Linked DNA regions of Mus musculus: region 1 is linked to region 2. A link is a loop called in an ENCODE intact Hi-C map of the cell type or tissue named here. Cell type or tissue: heart. All regions are shown on one strand. Each heading gives the region's core, and the rest is flanking DNA. Links, peaks and the distances in the headings are about the cores only. Region 1 has its middle 28 kb from the start of Gm30193. Region 2 holds the start of 4933440J02Rik (RIKEN cDNA 4933440J02 gene).

Evidence for each region. Hi-C counts contacts between places; a loop is a spot of excess contacts. Peaks named below come from ENCODE experiments on the same cell type or tissue, not always from the same donor. Only the 100,000 strongest peaks of a DNase experiment are listed, where the experiment ranks them.
Region 1: a loop joins it to region 2, with 4 times the contacts of the local background. A loop is called at or near these places in 4 of 42 quality-filtered maps.

What each region holds. Positions count from the first base shown.
Region 1 is chr10:111,538,970-111,551,621 of GRCm38, forward strand. No RefSeq gene overlaps it. Among named protein-coding and RNA genes, the nearest start is that of Gm30193, 28 kb to the right of the region's middle. In heart, for the core only: no CTCF peak of the experiment used is centred there; DNase peaks (open chromatin) are centred at 5,172 and 9,142; H3K27ac peaks cover 2,543 bases.
Region 2 is chr10:111,587,232-111,599,883 of GRCm38, forward strand. It overlaps Gm30262 (a long non-coding RNA gene), which reads left to right. Exons shown (of 5, transcript XR_380793.4): 2 at 1,727-1,823. It overlaps 4933440J02Rik (RIKEN cDNA 4933440J02 gene), which reads right to left and starts at 7,042. Exons shown (of 4, transcript NR_045344.1): 1 at 6,873-7,042; 2 at 6,718-6,774; 3 at 1,696-1,849; 4 at 1-250. In heart, for the core only: no CTCF peak of the experiment used is centred there; a DNase peak (open chromatin) is centred at 7,570; H3K4me3 peaks cover 1,943 bases; H3K27ac peaks cover 2,927 bases.

The sequences.
Region 1 (12,652 bases), core at 1,801-9,800, 49 kb before region 2:
TGGGGCACATGCACAGACATATAAAACTTAAAAAAGGACCTTTCATTTTTTTTTTTTTCTCCAGCTGACATTCCTGGAGAGTTTGAGCTGAAAGTGTTTTGAAGTTTGGAAGCACCGGTAAGTCTGCTGTTTTGTATGAAGGACGACAGGCACGGAAGCAGGAAGATCAGGTGGGAGGTTATTGCAACCATTCATTTACAAGAGAGATGGATGGTGGGGGGCTAAGATATGATGGTCAAGGTATGGTCTAAATGGACACCCAAGGCATTTTCTGGAGGGCTGGGTGTGTGCCATTAAACAGAGTTGAGTTTGGAGAAGGTGGAATTGCCGTTCAATGAAGTGGGGGAGTGGGGCATTGCTTTTTATTTGGTAGTGGTGGGAGAGTAAGGGAGGAGGCATAGGTTGTTACATTTGACACAAGTCAGAGGCATTTAATAGCTAACTGGAAACATTAAGTTGGGATTTATGTTTGTGTGTGTGTGTTTCCCAAGTAGAAAAACCAAGAATTGCATCATTGTATCAGAGCAGAAAAGGAGATGGTAGAAAGGTTGAGGAATGGCAGTTAAGACTAGAGAAAGTAAGGTTTTTTATCCAGCACTGGATAAAAAGGACCGAGGACTGGGGCTATTCTAGGCGACAATGACAGGCAGTTGTCTGCAATTGTTGATCTCTTCTTTGAAGGCAGACAGGTCCCCCAGAGCCCTCAATGTGTAGAAGAGCTGAGCTGGATATTTCTCTCCAGGCTCTCAAGGGTTAAGGCTGGCTGAGTCACTCTGTTGCCACCTCTCCAATTCCCCTTTGTTAGTCTAGCATGGTGTGGCCAGGTTAAGCTGGGCCTCATAAAACGAGGCCCCTGTGGGAGCTACATTTGCTCCAGATGACCTCAGAAGAAAATGCAGCCCTCCCACAGAGGACTGAAATAAATACTTATCCTTGTGTTACCGTGCACAATGGCCGCCATTGGCTTGGGACTGTGATGTCAGTGAAGCCTATCCTGCCTGAGGCTGCTCAGCATAGCCTGCCAGGCCCAGGAGCTGAGCCTTTCCTCAGGGTTTGAACAGACTCTTAGTTCTTCCACTCAGGAGTTCAGCTGGCAGGATGTTAGCATCTGTGCCGCCCACTGCAGCCTGGCTTCTCCTCAAGGCACTTTCGAATTCTCCCACAGTTTCCTTCTTGAATTCATTTCCTGTCGGCTTCTGTGTTCTTGCCTCCCGTTCCTCTGTAGGTTCCATGTGGGCTGTTCCGCTCCTTGGTCATCTCTTGCTGAGCTACTTCCCTTATTGCTCCACCCACTTCATTTCTTACGATTTGTTCTATGATGAAATTTGTTCTGCATTTTAGCCTGACTCTTATTGCCAAAGCTCAGAATGGGTTGCTGTTCGCTCTTGGTGGGTTTTTGATTTCATGCAGGAAGCGATTGTATACATTCCTAATAATGAATCCTAGTTGGGACAAGTTGTGGCGCCTGTCTGTGTTGTCTGTGACCTCCGGTGGAGTGAGACACCATTAGTGTTTTGGTCGAGATTACCAAATGTTCTTCAGGACTTTCCCATTGGTGTTGGTTTGGAATGAGATCACGTGATCCAGCAATCGGATGTTGTAAGAGGCCTATAGGGTTCAAGTCACTTGGTGCAGGTTCTGTCATAATTCTGGGTCAGACAGTAGCCTCTTCTTTATGCCTATCACTATGGATTTCTTTAGCATGTTCCCCACCCCACCCCCCACCCCTGAGTGCCTGGTGAAGGGCCAGCTCTACTCTTTATTTCCTGATGTCTCAGTGATTGGCCCTTTTCTGATGTGTGATATGGGTAAATCTCCTTGCAAAGATGTGCAGTGCCCAGCCTTAGCTGCTCAGATGTGAATACAAGGCATCCCGAAACGCCAAAGGTTCCGCACAGCGTCATGCTCTAAGGAGCATGCGCTGATGCGGAGCATGCGCTTATGCTTGGGAATGCTAGGGTGATTGTCACAACCCTAATGCCTTTAAGGGGCCACTGTGAGGATTGTTTGTTAAAATTCTGGCGGAAGATGGGATGATCGTCTTGACTACAGTTCACAACAGAAGGTCAGAAGATGAATTGTAAGTGAGGCCCAGAATTCAATTGGCCCCTCTCAATGTGTGCTTGATGAGGTGTTTCGGTTGGAGCTTTTACTGGTCAAGCTTGAAAAGTCAATCTGTTCTCAAAGGTCACATTTCCCATATCGGGGAGCAAGGAAATAGGCTAGAAGCTGCTAGAATGTTTGTTGCTGTAGCTTCCCTTCTTTCTTATACAAGGGAAAGAAATAAAAAGATGTAGAGATGACACATGGGAACAAGACTTCTGTATTTTTCCCATCTGCAGTCTACTACGATTATTATGTACTCAGACACAAGGAAGAGGGACAGGAATTGATGTGACAACAAATATACAAGCCCATGGCTGCCAGATCTGCACCCAGTCCCTGGGGCCCACAGTGTGTAGTTAAAAGCTTGGAATTTGAAGGTGAATAGCCCTGGCTTCAATTCTGGTTTCTTCACTAATTAGCCTGATTCGTGGCAAGTTATATAAGCTAACTCATGATTGTTCATCTATTAGGAGCAATATCAAAATATTATTTCTCTAATATGATTACTGTGAGATTAGAAGAACTGATGCCTATTAAAAAAAAACAACAACAACTTAGCAGGAAACCTGGTGTCTGAGAAGAAATAAATAGGTAATAGTTACTTAGAAACATTTTTTTTTTTTTGAGCCAGGGTCTCATGTATCCCAGTTGTCCCGAACTCAATATGTAGCAGAAGGTGACCTTGAACTTCTAATCCTCCTGCCTCTACCTCCCGAGTACGTGTTGCAGGTGTGTGCCACCATGCCCAGTTTATGCAGTGTTGAGGATGGAGCTCAGGGCTTTGTGCTTATTAGAGAAACACTGTAGTGTAGAGGGATTTTAACCCAGCTACATGGCTACTCTGGCTGGAATACAGACATACCCTTACAGCATACCTGGAATACAGACACACCCTTACAGCATGGCTGGAATACAGACATACCCTTACAGCATACCTGGAATACAGACACACCCTCACAGCATGGCTGGAATACAGACATACCCTTACAGCATACCTGGAATACAGCACACACCTTTAATCCCAAACAATGAAGGTAAAGTTGTTTGTAGAAGGAAGCACCCATGTTTGAAAGTGATTTGTCTAATTGAGTGGCAGACAAAGTGACGAATCAGAGAAAGATTTGACAGATAGGCTATGCCCAACTCTCACAAAAACAGTGAAGAGAGGTGACTTAAGAGAAAGCAGGACAGAGAAAGGGAGGAGAGTTTTACCTGGAAAGTTCTACAGAGATAGGTTGAAGAGAGAACAGCTAATCACAGGTGAAGACAGAATGAGCCAGAGAGTGAGAAGGAGTCAAAAGATTAGAATAGATTGCCAAAGTTAGTATGAGCAATTAAGTTAGAAGCTAAGAGAATTTGAATCAGTCAGTTTGGAGAGGAGTTTGAGCCAGAACAGAGGAGTTGGTCAGCTAGCCAGAGTTCAGAAAAAACAAAAAACAACAACAACAAAAAACCTTGAAAGTGTGAGCTTATTTGGCAGTAAGTCTCAGAGGCTGAAAACATTCTAGACCTAGTATTTGATGTCCATATTAAGTTTTTTTGTTAATTTTTTTTTGGGGGGGGGGGTTCGAGACAGGGTTTCTCTGTGTAGCTCTGGCTGTCCTGGAACTCACTTTGTAGACCAGGTTGGCCTCGAACTCAGAAATCTACCTGCCTCTGCCTCCTGAGTGCTGGGATTAAACGCGTGCGCCACCACCACCCGGCCTGGATTCTTTTCTGCATTACAGTCATGGGTCTTGGGTCTGCCTGAGTCGAGTCTCTGAGAAGTTAGGAGCCCCTGAGGCTCCCTGGTTGCTGCAACTCTGTACCATGACAGGAGCCTGAGGAACTTCCATTACCAGTGATAAATGCTGAAGGCGAAGAAGCAATAGACGCTGCCTGCCTGACTGGAACAAACTGTCTCCTCTTTGTCACTTAAGCAAGCCAACTGCTGTTGGGGGGAGCAAGGAGAAGGAATGTGGAAGTATTTAGTGGGCAGTTCGGATGGGAGAGAGGGATGCATCGAGGATCAATCCCAGGCTTCCTTTTTGAGAAATGGTCAGAGCATCATCCACTATACAGTGCCTCTGCACCAAGCACAGAAGGCCGTGAACCGAGCTGCAGGTTTCATGAACACCCCCGACTCCCACTTCTGTAATTATGAGGAGTATTTTTTCCTAGTGAAGTGTGCTGCTTTGAGGGACCGTGTCTTCTTTTCATAATGAGTCTAGCAAGCTGAGCTACCATCTGTAGACCCAGATGAGGAGAGAGATTACATTAAAAACCTACCTTGGCCCGAGGAAGTACTTTTCAGACACGTAGCTAACCATTTTCTAAGCTGAAGTGTGAGCAGAGAAGTTGCACACTCTCACCTCCACACACTGAGCTCAAATAGATTCAAATGCAGGCATCGAGAAGCACACAGTTAGATGGCAATTTAAAGCTCTGCCTTGTGGCCTTCACTGCCCTTTTACTCTTGGCTCTGTCTATGTTCTTTGAGAGAACTGTATTTTGCTTTCCTATTAGCATCGGGGAAGGACCCCATTCTGCTTTTATTTCAAACTTCAACCACCCCTACACGTGTTCGATTCCTCTTGAGATGCCATTGATGCGCCAGCCTGGTACTGGAAGCTCACTGCCTTTCCCGAGGCAAGGCTCTGGGATTCCATCTTTTGAATCTCTGAATCACAGATGCCTTCCCACTTGCACACTGGCGGGAGCTCAGTGGACTTCCTCTAAGCAAGCCAAGCAAATTCTCTAAATGCCAGATGTAAGATGGGAATTCAAAGGTCATGGTTCTCCTCTGTGCTGCCCCCATTCCCACCCCGGCTAGGAGTGTGAGAAGTTCACATGACTGCACAAGACACCACTGGGCACTGCTAACTGCCATCCGTGCCAACGCATAGGCTCTGCTCTCTGTATCATAGAATGACTGTCTGTATTTGCTGAGCTTGTCTCTCCTGACCCGAGTCTCCAGCTCTCCCAGCCAATGCATTTGCATCATTTCTGTGTGTGCCTTGTTTGACCTGCCTCTTCTCCAGCACTGTGAGCCGGTCTGTGGGTGGTTCCCCCTCCCAGCCCCCACTGCCATGAAGAATGACAAGGGCAAAGGTCAGAAACTCCTATGATTCATTTCCTCTTTGCTGCACGCAGTGGATAGCTTTCTGGATGAGTCACTCGGATGCCAAGTATGGGACTGGGGTGGGGGCTCCTTTACATGAACCCCAAGGCGCTGCTATGCCCCCTCTCCGTTAGAAGAACAGAGTTCTTAAGAGCCCTTACAATTTTTGTATTTTCCTCCTGTGGTGTTATAAGCCCATCTGTGCCCTCTTTCTTTGTCCTGTTTGCTTGGATAACATTATCATCTTTTGTGGTCTCCTTGAATTCTGACTCCAGAATTGGCAGACACTTAAAATAGACCTCAAATGTGCTCTTATATTAATACATTTTCCAGGGGCTAGAGGAATAGCTCAGTGGGTTAAGTGCATGTTGCATAAGTATGATGGCTTGGGTTCAAATCCCCAGAACCTACATGAAAAAGCCAGATGTGGTTTGGGTGATGGTGGAGATGCACGCCTTTGATCCCAGCTCTCGGGAGGCAGAGAGCTGGATCTCCGAGTTCAAGGCCAGCCTGATCTCCAACGTGAGTTCCAGGACAGCCAGGACTATACAGAGAAACCCTGTCTCTAAAAACAAAAACAAACAAACAAAAGGCTAGATGTGCTGCCTGGCTGATACTTGTAATCTCAGTGCCAAGAGATAGAGAAAGAGAGATTCCCTGGGGTTGCTGGCCAACCAGCCTACTCTAATCTGTAAACTACAGGCCAATGAAAAACTTGGTCTCATAAAACAGGATGGGGCTGGAGAGACAGCTGAGTGGTTCTGAGTAAGTACTTCTCTTGCAGATGATGTAAGTTCAGTTCCGAGCACTGACCTGGGATGGCTCATAATTGACTGTAACTTCAGTTAGAGATTATCTGACACCCTAGCCTGGTCTCTCTAGGTACCTACCTACATATGAACATACCCACACAGAGATACACGCCCACATAACTAAAAATCACCGGGCATTGGTGGTGTATGCTTTTAATCCCAGCAATTGGGATAGGGGACAGAGGCAGAGGCAGATGGATCTCTGAATCCAAGGCTAGCATGGCCTATAGATCAAGTTCCAGGACAGTCAGGATTATACAGAGAAGCCTGTCTCAAAAACAAAAAACAAAACAAAACATAAAAAAAATAAAATAAATGCTAGAAAACAGCAACAATATGGTGGAATGCGTGTGAGGAATGACTCATGAAGATGACTTGGCTTTGACACATGTGCACATATGGAGACACATGAACATGAACACATATACATATACACACACAAAATAAAAATATGCTCTCATGTCATTTAGACTAAACTATTCAGAGAAGTGTAGTCATGGATCCTCAAGAAAAAAAAAATCCGCCTTCCAGAAGGACAGCATATGGCGACAGCAGACATCAGCTAAGGAAGATGACAATTGTACTTCACACTGAGGTCCCTATCAAGGTGTTGTTTCCTCAATGAAGGGAGGTCACTGTTTTGTTTTTGCCTTTATATACAAACAGAAAACTAAGTGCACAGTATAAGAAATAATTATCAACCAAACACCCTCCATCAAGAAATGAAACAGGTCCAGCCCAGAAGCCCCTCCTTTGTTTGCCTTCCAGACAACGCCCTTGCCACTCCTTGGGGTACCCCTATCTGTGGTAGCCACTCCCTTGCTTTTGTGATTATGTCTGTGTGCTGGTTAATTACTTTCAGGGCAGTATCACCTTTATCTTCTGCACATGGCACCGTGTAATTCATTTGTGTTAAGTAATGACCACAGGGGACACGGGGCTAGCTCTGTGTGTGTGTAGTAGTCTTTCTTCTTCTCAGAATTGCACAGAACTGCTAACCCATGTCTCCAGTCGTGAACTAAGAGCACTTCTGCTAAAACATACATTTAGAATGATAACACTGTGGAGGTGAAGTAAGCAAGACACTTGCAGTGGTCCAAGCATGCCAATGCAGTGGTCCAAACCTGACACTGCAGTGGTCCAAGCCTGACACTGCAGTGGTCCAAGCCTGACACTGCAGTGGTCCAAGCATGCCAATGCAGTGGTCCAAGCCTGACACTGCAGTGGTCCAAGCATGACACTGAAGTGGTCCAAACCTGACACTGCAGTGGTCCAAGCCTGACACTGCAGTGGTCCAAGCCTGACACTGCAGTGGCCCAAGCATGACAATGCAGTGGTCCAAACATGACACTGCAGTGGTCCAAGCATGACAATGCAGTGGTCCAAGCCTGACACTGCAGTGGTCCAAGCATGGCACTGCAGTGGCCCAAGCCTGACGCTGCAGTGGTCCAAGCATGACACTGCATGACACTTACAGTGGTCCTCCTACGTGCTGCAGTTTCTAGGCTGCAAGTAGAGTTACATAGCTCCCGCAGGGAAGACTGAGCCCCTCCTTATTCTAGGCTCTTTTCTCTAACTTTAGTGGGAAACAGCCCAGCAATGTCAAAATCTACAGAACCCACTCGTGACAGGAGCCTTTTTCTAGTTCCAGGGTTCCCCTCCCCACCCTCAACTTCTCACTTGCTATTTCTGTGTAGTTTTTGGGGGGGGGGCTTTTAGATCTTCCTTGATCTGGAATATTCTCTGCTGAACTAGGGAAAGAGGGTAAGTGGGATGGGACATAAAGTCTTATTCTTAGCTTCTTTTACTTCCACAGTTTCCTTTATTTTTTTGTCACCGGCTAACACAGCTTCGCTCAGGGGCAGACAGCTAACAGTATTTTATAGATACCAACGATACTCGGGATGGTGGCTTACTGTTCCTACTGTGTAAGAAAGGCCACTGTCACTAGAAAGCTTCAGAAACTATCAAAGGCTCACCACACTAGACACCAGGAATTCAAAGGTTGAGCTCAAAAGCTAAGTTCTTTGTTTGTTTGTATGTTTTCAGGTTTTGTTTTTTTGTTTGTTTGTTTGTTTGTTTGTTTTTGTTTTTTGTTTGAGACAAGGTTTCTTTATGTAGCCCTGACTGTCCTGGAAACTTATTCTGTAGACCAGACTGGCCTGGAACTCAGGGATCTGCCTACTTTTGGCTCCCAAGTCCTGGGATTAAAGGTGTGCATGCCCTGCCCCCCCCTCCCCCCCAGCTAAGTTCTTCTTAGGCAAGTCCCCTCTGTGTTTATTTGGCTGAGGACCCTGGACTTGCTTCATAGCCACCGTATTAATTCTCTCTCTCTGTCTCTCTCCCTCTCCCTCTCTTTTCTCTCTCTCCCTTCTTTCCTTCCTTCCTTCCTTCCTTCCTTCCTTCCTTCCTTCCTTCCTTCCTTCCTTCCTTCCTTCCTTTCTTTCTTTCTTTCTTTCTTTCTTTCTTTCTTTCTTTCTTTCTTTCTTTCTTTCTTCCTTTCTGAGTTCTTACTGCTGTTAGATAGGAAATATGCTCTCGTGTTTGTTGGTAGAAATGGGCCCTAGGACCCACATATTTTTGTACTTAAAACACTGGCTTTGACTTGGGAATCTTTAGGGTAAAGGGCCTCAGGGTATGGCCGTTCCCTTTCCCTCCTCTTCTACAGGGGGGTAGGAGGTGGACCATCAGTCTTTGAAGTTCCTGTTTGATCACAGACCAGTTTCTGTGTTTCCTGACAGGTCTGGCTGCCTCCGACCTGGCACCCACAGTCTGTATTCCTGCATTTTGAGCAGAATGTAAGAAAATCTAATTAGAAAAGAAGGAAGGCAATTTGAAGGGAGATCACCGTGGTAACAACCGCCGCGATGTAATGGGGTTCACTGTGGAGTTCAAGTTGGTAAAACACCTGTCTACCTCAGACCTTGTCCAAATGTGTCACATAAGGCTGTGTTGGCCTTGCCTATAGGGCAATTGGGTCCATGTCCCCTTTCACCTCCCACCCCACCCTCACACGTGGTCCCTGTGGCCAGCGTTTCTTCAGGAGAGGAGAGTTGGTGGGGAGGCTCTGTGTAGCAGTTGCTTGGCGGAGGAGCAGGTGTTCAGAAAACAAATGAGTCGGGGATTTAATTTTGGAGCGTGTCTGGAGGTGGTATTTGTGGAGCACGTAGAAGATATTTTCAGAGGTGATTATGAATTGTCCCAATCTGTGTCCTGAAGTTTAGGAGAGGAACATCTGCGTCACACTAAATGTGGAACCTGGATGAGACTCAGAGACTGTCACAAGGGCCAGGATCCTGGGCCAGCAGTTTTCATTCATCAAGTGAGAGTGGCAGCGCAGTGATGAAGGGCATTTCCAGACAAGGAAGCCAGGGAGAAACGGCCGGGAGGCGCCCTGCCACGCAACCTCAGGGGCTCTGAATCCACAGAGGCAAGGACAATTCTCTGTCTCCCTCTCGTTCCAGGCTGGACCACTTAGCTTCTCTGAAGTGAGGAAGTAACTATGTTATTGTTGTCTTCCTATGAAATACTCCTTCAGCCTGCCTTCTTAAGAAAAGAATTTCTGGGGCTATTCATTTAGTAAACATTTCTTTCTTTCTTTCTTTTGTTTTTGTTTTTGTTTTTGTTTTTCGAGACAGGGTTTCTCTGTATAGCCCTGGCTGTCCTGGAACTCACTTTGTAGACCAGGCTGGCCTCGAACTCAGAAATCTGCCTGCCTCTGCCTCCTGAGTGCTGGGATTAAAGGCGTGAGCCACCATGCCGGGCCTAGTAAACATTTCTTAAAGCTCTCATTGTCAGCCAGTGTCTTAGACCCTGACAATAGGTAACAATACAGACCAACAGTGCAATTTATTTCATTTACGAAGTTTCTTTCTTTCTTCTTTAAGTTACATTTATTTATTTATTTATTCCCTCCCCCTCCTCCCCTGTGTAACACATACATATATGCCTTAGAGAACATTTGGAAGTCAGAGGACCTCTCTGGGGAGTCAGCTCTCTCCCTCTCCCATGTGGGTTCCAGGGATTGAACTCAGGTCATCAGGCTTGGTGGCAAGCATCTTTACCTGCTGAGCCATATTACCAGCCCTTCATTTTTCTTTTCCACGAGCTTTGCAGACACAATTATATGATTGTAATTGAAAGGTTGCCTGTGTTGGTCATCCATAGAAATAATAATGATAAAGGTTATATATATATAAAACTCAACAGTAAGGAAATACCGTGGATTTTACGAAGCGATGGAGCCCAACCAAAGAATAGAGACTGCTCTCTCCTTTGTTCTTAGAGCTGTATCAACACTGGAAGCACTCGTTCTTGACTTAGCTTTTTGAGGTGCTAGTTTTGTATCCACGTCCCTGGGAGAAGATTGGAGAAGATTGTGGATTTGTTTTTTGACTCTCTGTGAGCAATGAGGTTGTTTTTGTTTTTTTTTTTTTCTTCTGAAGATCTAGAGTATCATTAGGTCCTCCATTAGAATCAGAAGCAACCGCCAGGATCCATCTCAGTGGAAGGAATGCTTTAGCTGAGGGTTTATCTAATGCCAGTGCCTGGTTACCAGCAGAACTAGCCTCGTCCTTTTTATTACAAACTATAATTCCTGACTGGTCTGTGTTCCTAACCGCGTCAGTGAATGGCCATCCTTCATTGTGTCCTATTCCATCCTGGAATCTGACACCTGTATTTCTATCATAGTTCTAATGGCAATACAGCAGTGTATGTTGAGACTCTGTAATAAGCCATGGGTTGAGGCTTACTAAATTGGATGTTTGAGGTTAAAAACAATAGAAAAGTAATCATACTTTAGTATTTTGTTCTTTTAAGATATTCAGGAATGTAGAGTTAGGGACTGAATTGAGCCCCACACTAAATTCTTGTTTCTGACTGTATTTTCCAAATCCACATGCTCTCTATTTATTTTAAATAGGTGGTGTTATTACCCCAGGCAACACCCTGTATAAAGTATTAAGGCAACGCTATAGAGAAACCTGTAAGTACAATTGCAAGGGGTGGCTACCGTAAAATAAAAGAATGTCTCAGGAATCAAATAATAAACAAATCCTGGGCTAAGTAAAAAGAGTGAAATCACATTCTATTATCCAACCGAGGTAAAAAAAAAAATGGTCAGGCCTATTTAGTGTCTTCTTTCTCACTTGGCAGAGTCCAGCTCTCAGATTGCTTCAGGGTCTGGCAGTGAACTCGCAACAGGCTGGAAATACCCACACTTGGGGGGACTGCTTGCCAAAGGTGTGGCTACGCAGACTGTCAAAAGGGCTCTGTGCCTGAGCCCTCTTGCTTCTCAGTGACTTTTGTGCCAGGTTCCAAACCAATGCCTAGCTAGAAAGACAAATCCTGGTACTGATCCCTGGCGTGAAGAGCCCCCTGGTTTAATTTGAGCAGAGGTCTTGTGTATGGCTCCAAGTTGGAGGCTGGCCCAAATGAAAAAGCAAGGCAGATTGCTGTGGCAACAGTAACCCATTACTCTCCCGGCATACCAGATAACAGAATTTACCCAGGTGTGACAGGCACTTTGATTTAGAGAGGGTTAAACAAAGTTCTCTTTGGTGACTAATGGATTTCTTCTTTCCCATGGCTAGAGCTGTAGACTGGAAGGGGAAAAATAATGCTTTCTGCTCTCAATAATAAAGAACCAGGAATTGGGGACCTCAAAAGCAGTCAGAACCAAGAAGTGGTGTGGAGGCGGGAGACAGCCTGCAGTACTTCAAGTCAGGCACCTTTTCCAAATTTCTCTGCATTTGTCAGGTTAAGGAGAGCCTCAGACAGCATATGGACACTCTACCCCAACTGGGTCTATCTACCACCCAGTCGAGTGGTACAATCCCTAGATCTGGGACCCCAGAGATCTGCCTAAATTTGATGGGGCCAAGAGGGGGCTTGGAGAGATCAGAGTAGTAGCATATATCATGAAGTCAGTTCGCCACTTGAGACACTTGTTGGAACTCCAGTATCTCCAGGCAAGTGTTCCACGCGTTCCAGGTCAGTTTTCCTGAGCGGAAGCATGAACTCATTCTTCTGACGTCATTAGATAATGAGAAGGAGCCAAATTTTTGGGAACATTTAACATAGGATTTGAGGCCAGATGCAAAGAACAAAGAAAAAAGACTGGTCCACAGAGGACTCAGTGCAGCCAGCCCTCAACTTGTCAAAGTCGTTGCATGGCCAAGAAAGCTGGCCTTTGTAGCCTGTTAACTGCATCAGAATCTCGGGCACTACCCCTGCCTGTGCATCAGCCTGCACCATGGGTGGTAGCTTCTATGCACAGGAGGTGGGAGTGGAGTCATGGGGTGGAGGGGGAGGGGGCAGGAAAAGAGGGAGGGGAAGGAGAGAGAGAGAGAGAGAGAGATTCATTCTATACTAGAGTTTAGTTTTACCCTTTGGATTAATTTCTTGGTTTGTGACACTGCAAATCTTAAAAGTGTCTTCTCAAAGGGAAGGAAATAAATGGGACCAGAGATCAGAGAACCAAGAAGGTCCTTGAACATTCACATTCCTGTCTGATAATATTATCAACTCAGTTGGACAAATATAACCAAAACCAGTTTTTCATATTATTTAACACAAGGATGTGAGTGATCAAACCAGATGTGTTTTTCCTAAGTTCTGAATGTAGAAGACT
Region 2 (12,652 bases), core at 2,775-10,774:
TGTTGAACAATCCTTTCACTGGGATCTCCTAAGACCATCTGCATATCAGATATTTATATTACGTGTCAAAATAGTGGCAAAATTGCAGTTCTGAAGTAGCAATGAGTATAACTTTATACTTGGAGATAATCACAACACTGCATCAAGGGTCACAGTATTAGGAAGGTTGAGAACCACTATTTTAGATAAGTTTGCTTTTTATTGGAGCGCTGGGTTGTTCACTGAAGATAGGGGAGAGGCATCCACTTATCTAGATAAGAAAAGGAGAATTCTATTATTAGATATTTTCTTTATATACATTTCAAATGCTATCCCAAAAGTTCCCTATACCCTCCCTCCACACTGCTCCCTTACCCACCCATTCCCACTTCTTGGCCCTGGCGTTCCCCTGTACTAGGGCATATAAAGTTTTCAATACCAAGGGGCCTCTCTTCCCAGTGATGGCCGACTAGGCCATCTTCTGCTACATATGCAGCTAGAGACACGAGCTCTGGGGGTACTGATTAGTTCATATTGTTGTTCCACCTATAGGGTTGCAGACCCCTTCAGCTCCTTGGGTGCTTTCTCTAGCTTCTCCATTGGGGGCCCTGTGTTCCATTCAATAGATGACTGTGAGCATCCACTTCTGTATTTGTCAGGCACTGGCATAGCCTCAAACGAGACAGCTATATCAGGGTCTCTTCAGCAAAATCTTTCTGGCATATGCACTAGTGTCTGGGTGAAAAGGAGGATTCTGAGAGGGAGTCAGGGATGAGTATTACCAACTGACTCTAGGTAGAAAACTGGTCATGAACTAGGGGTTAAAGTCCAGGAAGAGCCAAGGCTAGAGATGTAACAGGGGGCCAGGTGCCAGCTGCATGGTGAGGGAGGCTATTCTACTTTGTGTGTGCAGTAGGCTGGGGGAGGGGAGTGTGTGTGTAGGGTGCTGAAGGCTGAAGCAGTTTGTGTGTGTAGTACGTTGGAGGGTGTGTGTGTGTGTTTCTGGAGTCTGAAGCAAGTTTAGAGGGGCCATGCTCAATCTAATCAAGTGGCAAAAGGAATAATTAATTTGATACTGTATAGAAGATGTCAGATTTTAAAGATAGCACTGCATTAAGATACGGTGTGAGCCAACCCCACTGTGTCTGTGCAGTGACCCGTGGGTTATCAGTTGGTTTCCTCTATTCAGAGCATGACTAAGCTGATTGTGCTACTATCAGAGTGTCAGGTCCAAAGGAGACTCTACTCCTGACTCTGGCCTGCCAGTTGGGCTCTACCAAAGGAGCTATTTCCTTATTTCTGTCAGAGGGAAAAGTGGATATCTGTAGTGCCTACGAGCATCCAGGCTTACTCAGTAGCTGTGGCTCTCAGCTCTTCTCACCCCACCCCTACCCAAAACTTCTCCAGCTTAGGGTTTCCCTTCCCCAGCTTCTTATTCCTATATGACCCTGCCATTCTGGCCAGGAACTTTCTTGGTCCTCTGTCTTTTACCTCCTTCTCTTGGTCTTCTCTCTCTCTCTCTCTCTCTCTCTCTCTCTCTCTCTCTCTCTCTCTCTCTTTCTCTCTCTCTCCCTCCCTCTCTCTCTCAAGTCCAGTCTGCTGGCCATGTTCAGTGTGTACAGTGTGTACCCCTTTCTCTCTGTTCTGGACTCTTCCATCTGCCTCTGGCTGTACTCTTTCTCATATCTACAATAACGACCTTCTTTTCAACCATACCTTAGAACAAGCATGTCCTCCCTTTCTCCAGTGTCTGCACCTGGATTGCTGCTCTGAGAAGACTGAGTATGTAGCGTGTGTTGAGAATGAAGAGATGTTCTAGTTTGTAGGGCGTGCTGAAAGTTAAGGTAAGTTCTCATTTGTTTCTATGTTGCTGTGGGGAAAAAAAAAAAAACAGAATCACTATCACCATCACAACAATAACCAAAAACAACAATAAGAACAACTCTAATCAAAAGCAGCTTGGAGAGGAAAGAGTCTATTTGGTTTACACTTCCAGGATACAACCTGTTATTGAGGGAAGTCAAGGCAGGAACTTGAAGGTAGGGCTCTGGTAGAGAAACCATAGAGGAATGCTGATTTCTGGCTTGCTGTCTGGCCGCTTTGCCAAGTTTAAACTAGCTTTCTTATGCATTCTAGGATCTCCTACAAAGGGATGGTGCCATTCACAATGGGCTGGGCTATCCTGTATCGACTTACAATTAAGGCAGTCCCCCACAGACATACTCACAGGCCAATTTGATCTAGGCAACTCCTCAAACAAAGCTTTCCTTCCAGACGACTTTAGCCTGTGTCAGCTTGACAATTAAAGCTAACTAGAAAGAGATAATCTCAAGTCCTGGAAGCAGCTCAGTTGGAGGAGTCTTTGCCAAGCATGCAGATGACCCTGGGTGCCATCCCTAGCATAGCATGAATCAGGAGCAGTGGGCACATTCATAACTCCAACACTCAAGAGGTAGAAGTAGGAGGAACAGAAGAGTTCAAGGTCACTCTTTACATCACTGTGAGTTTCAAGCCAGCCTGGGCTATATGAGACCCTGTCTCGGACCAACCACCAAAACACAGAATCAAAGCCTAGATGGAGTTAAGATCTTTTCTGTAAAAGCCTCTACTGCCCTGCAAGGCAGATAACATGACATTGTCTATGTTGGTTGGCTGAACCCGAATCAGTAGCTTCGTCTAGCACCGAGCTCAGAACTGGTCCTTTCCCAACCTTCAAATAAATGGCTACACATGTTAAATGGTTTAAGAGTGTCTTCTTTCCCCCAAGTCTCTTTAGCTTTGTGAAGATAGACATTTGAGGCAAAACTTTGAAGCTGTAGACAGGTTTCTATTAAGCGTTAAAAATGTTGCACTCTTAGGGGCAAGCAGACATGGACACATAGATGATTTCATAGACACTGAACTTTCTTCTTCCGCTTCCTGCCTCTGCCCCTCCACCCCATTTTTAACATTTAATTTTATTTATTGTGCATGTGCGTGTTATGGCATATGTGGAAAGCTCAGAGGAAAGCTTGAGGAGATTAATGGTTTTCTTTCATCATGTGGGTCCTGAGGATCAAACTCTGGTTATCAGGCTTGGCAGCAAGCACCTTCCTTCACCGAGCCATCTCACCAGAAACCGCTGCCCCGCATTCTACCCTGCTGGAGACGATTTGAGCTTATGCCTAGCTATTGGCCAGATTGTGTAGATAACTAGTTTTCTCAGTGGGACTCAACAGAAACCCAATTTTCTTGAAAAGTCAGAGATGATGAAATTAACACATGGCATGTCTTTTATCCAGGAACTAAATGGTCAGAGGTGGGGTAGAAACTCTAATGTGGTACATCAATACATTGTTGAAATTTTTTATCCCAATCTGGGGATTCTACCCTGTCTAGATCATTTAGTTCCCAGATAACACACACACACACACACACACACACACACACACACACACACACACACACACACACACAAAACCTTTATATTTACAGTAAGCTTAATCAACCCTAAAGCTAGGCCGATATCTATAATTTCCTATCAATAACCCTGAGTTATTACTTACCATGTATCATCTGGGCTGCTCTTAACTCCAATTGGTCAGCCCTCATGGCCACGTTTTCTTGATTCCTGATCCATGGTGGCTTTTTCTTCTTCCTGCTTCTCTTTCTCATAGTTCTTCTCTGATCCCCTAACTCCCATACCAGGAGGCCAGGGAACCCTAAAACCCACCTATGTCTCTTCTGTTCAGCTATTGGCTGTTAGTATCTTTATTCACCAGTCAGAAATAACTTTCAGGCAAGGTCACATAGTGTCACTTGGGTCTATATTCGGACTTTCTGGTCTCTGGGACAACTTGTATTAGAATACAAGTAGCATGAGGCCAACATACTACAGTGGAACTCAATAGAAACCAAATTTTCTTGAAAAAGTCAGAGATGAAAAATTAACATATGGCCTTTAGGGGGATACTTCCAGTACAGTAAAAACTGTAACAGAGATATTGACACTACATTCTAGTTCTCTGTTTTCACATTTATTTAGCATAGAGACTCTTCACCTGCTACGCCCCTTGGTGTGTTTAACTTCTCTGTAGTTTCTCTGCTTCACCAAGGCAGAAATTCTCAGAGAAAGTAGGTGACACACACATGCATACCACACGTGTATCTGCCTCTCATTCCTGTGGCTTAGGTGGTGGGAAGCCTGTGGCATTGGAGAAGGCAGCCTTGAAGACCTTATAACATTGCATGGCTTTTCCTACACCGCTGGTTTTCACCCTTGAACCTTGGCGAAGTTAGGATTATCAAGGATCTAAAAGGATTCTTAGAACATGGTTCCAACCCCAACCTTCTGCTCAAGGGAAGATCTGTGTGTGTGTGTGTGTGTGTGTGTGTGTGTGTGTGTGTGTGTGAGAGAGAGAGAGAGAGAGAGAGAGCACAAAGCTAGAAAGGAGAATACATGTAGCCATGGATTCTGACATAATTTTCTCATCCATTTTAAAGATTTATTTTCACTTTTAATTATGTGTATGCATGCGAATGCAGGTACTTGTGGAATCAGAGATGCAGAAGGTTATGAGCCCCCTGATGTTGTAGGTGCTAGGAACCAAACTCAGGTCCTCCACCAGATCAGTATTCACTCGTAATCACTGAGCAATCTTTCTGCTTCACTTTCTCCTTCTGATGTGAGTCTCTGTGGTTACCATCAGATCTGAAGGCTATCAGCAACAGTTTGGGACATATTGTTTTTTTCCCCCTCTGTTTCATTTTGATGGGATGATTGAGCTGGGAAGGAAAAAGTCAAGAGTTGCCCGAACAGCTGCTACACACAGATGTATTCTTGAGCCTAAGGGAATCTCAAGGAGATGACAAAGGATTTGAATCCCAGAAGCTGTACAAACACGAGAGAAGCGCTGGGAAGGAAGGAAAAAGATGTGTCCGCCTGCTTCTTGTGGTGAAGAAGCATCAGTTGTTTTTTCATCACATTATCTATGAAATTATAGAACCCTTAGTGCTTGTCTTCGATTCTGTTGCTGTGAAGAGATACCAGGGCCACACAAACTCTTATAAACAAGGTTGCTGTTGGTTTTTTTTTTTAAAATAAAAAACACTCTTTATAAAAAAAAAAAACTCTTATAGAAATAATTTCATTGGATCTTGTTTACAGTTTCAGAGGTTTAGTAAAATATCCCCATGGAGGGGGTTGGAACATGTTGGTACCTAGGTAGATATGGTGCTGGAAAGTTAGCTGAGAGTTGTACAGCCAGATCCACAGGCAGCAAGAAGAGAGGCAGAGAGGAGAGAGTTACTGAGCCTGCCGTAGACTTTTGAGACTCAAAGCCCCTCCCCTGGTGACATAGTTCCTCCTACAAGACCACACCCACCCCAACAAGGCCACACCCCCAAATCCTTTCAAATAGTGCCACACCCTGGTGACCAACCAAGCATCCAAATCTATGAGACAGTGGGGGGCCATTCTTATTCAAACCACCATAGTGCTGATAGGCAAGTAGAAAAAGGTGTACCTTAAAATCATTTTATTTAGATCAGTTTAAGGTTGACAGGAAAATTAAGTGAGAAATGCAGAGATGGTGCACACACTCCCTGCCTGTCCCACATGCAATCCTCACCCAGAATTTGCTTGGGGACAGTGCACATGTTGCTAATGTTAGAGCTCCATTGACCTGCCACATTTTTACTTAATGAAATTCACACATGGTAGTAATTACAACTTACAAAGCCACCGTTTAATCCTTAGAATGCTTCACTAACCTACTTCATCCATCCTAGCCTCCTAGCTCCAACCTTACTGAAACAAAAGGTCCTTTGTAATGCTCAAGGGAGAACCTACTGGGTTTAAGTGAATCTGGTTAGTTCCTAGAGTTAGAACATCCCCTCTTTTCCTCATGTTTTTCTTCTTTTCACTTTCTCTTGCCTTCATTCATGTTTCCCCCTCCTTCCTTTCCACCCTGCATCCCCCACCCCCTTTTCCTTTCTTTTTTGGAAGGTCCTGGCAAGAACTCTTTTGCTAAACTTGTACTATACATTTCTGATACATTGTGTTTATGCTTTAGTGATAGCCATTATTAGATACTAGAGAGAATGTTATAGACTAAGTTTTATTTTATGTAATTTTAGGTGCTTTCCTGCATGCATGTATGTGTGCCTGTGGCGGCCAGATAGGGGTTTTGGATCTCCTGGAACTGGAGTTACAGACAGTTGTGAGCAGCCATGTGGGTGCTGGGAACTGAATCCAGGTTCTCTACAGGAGCAGCAAGTGCTCTTAATCTCTGAACGCCACCTTTCCAGCCTTAGGTTTGTGGGTTTTTGTATTTCCTTTTTTGATAGATATAAAAAAGGGATTTTGAAACTAACCAACCTTAAATCCTCAAGTTCTTAGTGGGTCATCAAGTCAATATAGTAAGTTTCAATAAATAAAGAGAACACTTGTATAGAAAATAGTAAAAGTGATTGGGTTTCATCAAAATTTTGAGCTGCACATTCATGTGCGTGTCTACTTGGGTGTGATGTGAAATACAGTTCTTACTACGCTACAAAGAGCTGGGAAGCCTTTGGTGTCGTGCCTCCTGCTTTCTTGGTTCAATTTAAGTACCATATGCTATCTTTACAAAGCAGTAACTGACTTAGTTATTCTTTAGATTAGTCTCCATTTCCATAGAGGCGATTGTACTGGAATAGAAATTAGAATTCTAAACAAATGTTTGCCCTGGATGTAATAATACTGAGGTGACAACTTACACAATAGACTCTCCCTCCACTTCCACGAACTATCTTTCACTCCGTTGCTTTTTGAAGCTGTCAACAGATCATTTTGAAAATCCTTTAGGAGTGTATCAGAAAGGTGTGAGGACGTTCTAAAATTGTTGATGGAGATAGAAGGGAATTTTACAGACCCAGGATGTCCTTAGAATTGGGTTGCATAGATGGACGGAGTCTGTGATACCCCTGAGAGATGTGGTACCGGAAAAATGTACAGAGATGTCCTGATATCAGTGGGATCACCTGGGGTACAGCTCACACACTGCAAGGCTTCCTCTGATTTCCGCTTCTTTTTACAATTCCCAGTTATCCACAAAACTTAGTTTGAATCTTTCCTCAGACACCCCGCCTACCGGAAGTGATGGAAGCACGTAACCGGAAGGAGATTAGAGCTAACGTTACAGCCAAAGGCCAGATAAAGTTTGTCCCAGCCTCATTTTTTTTGGGGTGGTGGTGGTGGTGGTGGTGGTTGGTCATTTATCTACTCTGAAAATAACTTACTTAATCTCTAAAACTGTATCTTCATTGCCTCTAACTCTCACCAGACTGTTACCCGATAGTGAATGTGTGATGGCCAGTCGGGTAGTAAATAGGCGCGTCTCCTGCTGATGGGTATGTTATTAGTTCCTTCCCGAGACTCGTTACGGAACCTTAACGGATCAGAGGGAAGGATTTCTTGCCTCTACACGGAGTACAATTTCAGGCATCATGTGGGATTGCTGGCCTTGTCCCCTGTTCCCTTCACAGCCACTCAGCTGGCGTGATACAGGGCACAAGCTGGATAATTACCCGGCAAGCTTATCTGGAGCCTGGTTATCTAAATGGGGTCCCTCTGGAGCTCCTAGAGTCTGCGGAGAGGGGTTGTGTCATAGGAAACATAGGCTTGGCTGCTGCTCACAGCCGGGGGTTGGGGTGGGGGGTAGAAGGTGCCTGGCTAGGCTGCTGCCTGGGACACGAGGCTAGTGCCAAAATGGCAAAGTGCCATTGTCCCTTCCTGATTTTAGGCGCGCAGAGCTCCGATCTGAGCCGCTAGGTAGTCTAAGATGAAAAGGCAGGGAAATTAATGATTTCTAGACCCCTCTTTAAGAGCTCAAAGGAAAGCAAAATGAAAACTCCTAAGACACTTAGGATACCCGCCCATTGGAAGCTGATTTTGCCGGGAATATTATTTGTGTGGAATCTGAAATTATAGTGGAAATTTCCACGATAACGCAAGGATCTGTCTTCAGGTCAACAGGTAAAGCTGGCTTTAACTTTATTCTCTTCGAGAAGTAGACCGCTTAACCCTGAGTCAGCCAGTGGTTGAGGAGGCTACATGGATGTCCCATTTGGCAACTGACCTTTCTTGGTTTTCTCCCTGTCTCTTCCCTTCCCCTCCTCCCAGTTTGATATTTGATGTGTCAAGGACAAAGACGTGCAGGAAGGAAGGTCGCAGCTTACTGTCGATCTCCACCTCGAGCAAGCCTCAGGACATCTCTGAACATTTATTTGAGACCCCCTTTGACTATAGGATCGGTCCTCACGGCTCCTCTGTTAAGACCTAAGAGGGAACCGAAGCTGACAGGTCACAGTGGGAGGAATTTATCTCAGGCTGGACCTCAGAGAGAGGGTGCCCGGTTTCCTGTCTTCTCTCCCTGGCGTCTCAGAGATATCTCAAGACCTTTGGACTCTGAGTGTTGCTGACAGAGATAGTGAGTGGGAAAGGAAAAAGGAGGCGGTCTAATGAGGTGGATGGGCTCTTTTTTCTGGTTTTCCCCAGATGCAGAAGCTGGTGTGAGGGAGCGGGGCTGCCTCCCAGGTCTCAGCTGTTAATCTGATGGAATGTCTCAGCCTCTTCATTTCCTGTCATCTTTCCATTTAATCATTAACCCCAGCTGCTCAGGACCAGGCAGGGCCAGGAGATAAGCAAGCCGGTCCCCGAGAGAGTCCACAGGCATGATTTGACAGGATAATGCCCTCACTTGATAAAAGGAGAGACTCTCTGTCAGCTGCCCGCATCCTCCCTGAAGCTCTGGAATCTGACTTCATGGAGCATTTGAGCAGCTAAGCTTTTCCTGACCCCCTCCCTCCCACCACCACTCCCGCCTTCCCCCAGTTGCTGAGCATAATTGAGAATTAATTGCATGTCTGCTTATTATTTTGCTTACTTAATTTGGTCTAAACGTTGTTCACACTCCAGACTTAAGGCCTGGAAGTGGCTGTCTTCAGGTATGATTTGAGATGTCAGGGAAGCCCCTATCTCCTGCTTGTTCACTGTTCACTCACATTCCCATTTTGTCTAAAACTAGCTTAGCTTTTTTCCAGAGCAATCTATCTTCCTTCCTTCCTTCCTTCCTTCCTTCCTTCCTTCCTTCCTTTCTTTCTTTCTTTCTTTCTTTCTTTCTTTGATTTTTTTATTAGATATTTTCTTCATTTACCTTTCAATTGCTATCCCAAAAGTTCCCTATTACCCCCCCCCCCCAACCCACCCACTCCTGCTTCCTGGCCCTGGCATTCCCCTGTACTGGGGCATATAATCTTCGCAAGACCAAGGACCTCTCCTCCCAGTGATGGCCGACTAGGCCATCTTCTGCTACATATGCAGCTAGAGACATGAGCTTGGGGGGGGGGGGGTGTTACTGGTTAGTTCATTGTTGTTCCTCCTATAGGCAGAGCGAATTTTCTAAAGTTTTTTTTTCTCTTCCTTTATAGTGGTAATTATACTATAGTTTTTTTTTTTTTTTCCTAACAAAACTTTATTACATTTATGTTAGGTCTCAGACCTGGGGCAAATGGCTAACTGGGGTGCCTATTAACATATCAGAGCAGACACTGTCGGCCAGTCTCTTACTATCTCCAGTACCTGGAATACTCCACCCCTACCCTAAGCATGCCCAGCTCAGGGACTGGGCTAGGGTGTCCTTCCTGAGGCTGCTCTTTCCTCTATAACCAAGACTTTTTGGCTCCAAGGTCCCTTTGACCCTTTTTGGGCCTCTTGCCCTCTGGGCCTCTGCTCCTGGTTCCCACCTGCCTCTCCCTGTACTCCTGTATTCCTCACATGGCCCTGTTCAGTTGGCCAGTCCTGTTCAGTCTGGAATCTTCCAGATGCCCCTGGCTATGCTTTCCCTCATAAAATAAAATTCCTCCTCGGCCACACCTGGGAGCAGTCATGTCCTTCCTTTTCTTTGTCTTTTGTTTTCATTCAATTTATAATGTATTTCATCGGGCTGTGGGATATATGGTATGATAAACTGTTAGCTAATTATACCTCAGCAAAAAGTATTTTAGGATTTTTTTTTGTCCCTAAAGAATTACCTTAAAAAAGAATATATACAATTTGGGATGTTGGAAATATAAAATAACATTAGGAAAAAAAATCTGGAGGCCCAGTGAGTTGTTTGGGAAGGAAAGTGTTATTGTTTTAAGTTCAGGTGAAAGGGGCCTGTGAATTAAGCTAACAGAAGACCGGTTAATGGGGGAAACGGCATGTGACTCACTAACATTAATGTGTATGGTAGTTCATAGCGAAGTGAACTAGGAGAAGCAGTAGGAGTTTATTGTCTGTTATAAAGGAAGGAAGGAAGAGGGTTTGAGGTCAAAGGAAGAATACATTTGGGAAAAGAGAAAATGTGAGTGGGGACCAGTGAACAAGAATGTTCATTGAGGTCTACTTACACACACACTCACATACCCCCCACCCCCACACACATATGTGCATACACGCACACAGACACTCACACACACTTACACACACACATGTCCACATACACAAACACACATGCACATGTACATTCACACACGTGCACATACACACACACACACACACACACACACGTACACACATGTACACACATGGACACACACACATCTGGGTTCATCATTACCTTCAATAAGATTTCCAGGGAGATGAGGAGGATACTAAGACCTTGTCCCAAATATTTTCCCTTCCCCCACCCTACATACTTTTGATTCTATGTTGTTATCATCTCAAAATAACGCTCTTGCCAAAATGACACTTTGAGACAGCTGTTGAGGGGCAAGTGTGTTTTGTACTATAGTTTTGAGTAAGAACTTCCATGGAAGGCTAGACAAGCCTGATTCTCCAGATAATGTCCTCAGGTGCTCAAAGGAGGCCATGGGGCTTTTAGCTGCCCTCTCTGCTCCAGCAACCTCTCTTGGGGGCAAGGGGGCTGTGACATCATGATCGGCCATCATGACGCACAGCTTGTTCCCTGTCAGGGCTGTTAACATTGAATTAGTAAAGGCAGGTCCATTAGACCCTTACCTGAGAGACCAGTCAGCCACAGGGTCTCCTGTCTGCTGCCCCCACAAGCACCACGTGGTCTTAGGGGCGGAGCTGGAATATTTAGGAGGTGGAAGGTGACTTGGAAGGGGTTGGATCTCTTCAATGATACAGCTTTCATGCCTTGTCACCCAGCTCTGTGGGACTCTGATGCAGCTGCCTACGAGACACCCCTTCCTGAAACTTTATGTGTTCCAGGAAAAGCTATTGGCATCTAAACAGGGACTCATCCAAGACGGGCCCTGCTGTGGGTGACAAGAAAGGCAACCGAGGCTGAGCTAGCTATTTCAGGGTGAAGCGTCTGCAGCAGAATCCCCACAGCTCTGCTTCCCTATGCTTCAAGGGATGGACTACATCCTTGCTGGGGTGCCAGTGGCCTACATACCCTAGCTGAGCCGGCTGCCCAGTGGGGACTGGCTAGGGAGATGTGTCCTCTGTGTAACCTTGGAGTTGACAGGAAAAGTGAGGCCTGGGGAGAATGAGATGGGGCTTGCTATTTCTCGTGGCCACTGAAGGAGCAGAAGGAAAAGTTGTAGTTGCAAACTACAACTGCAGTAACGTGCTCATCAGATCCAAGTGAGGAGAACCCGGTATGGGGAAAGGGGAAGAACAAGGTACAATGGATAATGAATGAGGAAGTGATGTATGGAACGGTTTACACTTGATCCCCAGAGCTCAGGCCAGATTCTGATCATTAAGAGTTAAGGAAAATGTTCCTTCACCAGGGACCATTTCTGAGCTCAGCAAACCTTCCCAGCAGGACCTGATCTCTCCAAGACAGGCGCTCCAGTGGATCTGAGTTAGATCGGTGTATAGATCAGGTTTGTAAACCACCAAAACGGTCAAGAGTGAGTGCAAAAGGGAGAAAGCAGGCAACAGTTTGGGCCTCTCAGATGCTAACACGGCAATGTTTGTGTTGGGCCAGAGTTCCTAAGAAGCAATGGACAAAGACCCAGAGTCTGTGCTGGGGGCCTTGGAAGGCTCTAAACCCTGAGCAGCAGTTTACAGAAGAGGCGAACAATATGGATATGGAGACAATCTCTGTAAGTCTTGCTATGGAAGAAGGAGTTCTCATGGGGCAAGAACTACTCCAGTTGTTCCCTTAATGGGGTAGCCAGGGTAGCCTTCAGAGGAGGTATCGTTTTCAGTTTTAACGTTAAAAAAAAAAAAAAAAAAAAAAGAAAGAAAAGAAAAAGGAATCAGACAGGTGTAGCCTGAGTTCTCAGGAAGCTCTGATAAGCAAGCAAATGGTCACTGACGACATCTCAATGAGGGAGATAAAGGGGAAAATGTACTCCAGGGGGGCCTGGCTTGTGGTGCGCTGCGTTATTGGTCACAGGAGCTGAAGTACAAAGTACAGAGGGTTGACAGAGCTTGGTGGCTTTTCTAGGTCACTGGCTTTGGGAATGGGGGGCGCTGGGTTTCAAGCCATCTCTGTGAAATTCCAGTTGGGAGTGGTAAGGCAAGTTCTGTGAATCCAAGGGCAAGCCACAGTTGTCATCTGGAGTCTTGGAGCAGAGCCAACACACCTGCACTGTGAGGGTCCTTCCCACCCCTCCCCTCTCCAGGGATCACCAGGGACTTCAGAGGAAGTATTTGTTCTAATCCTTTCTGGAAATGGCCTTTGATATT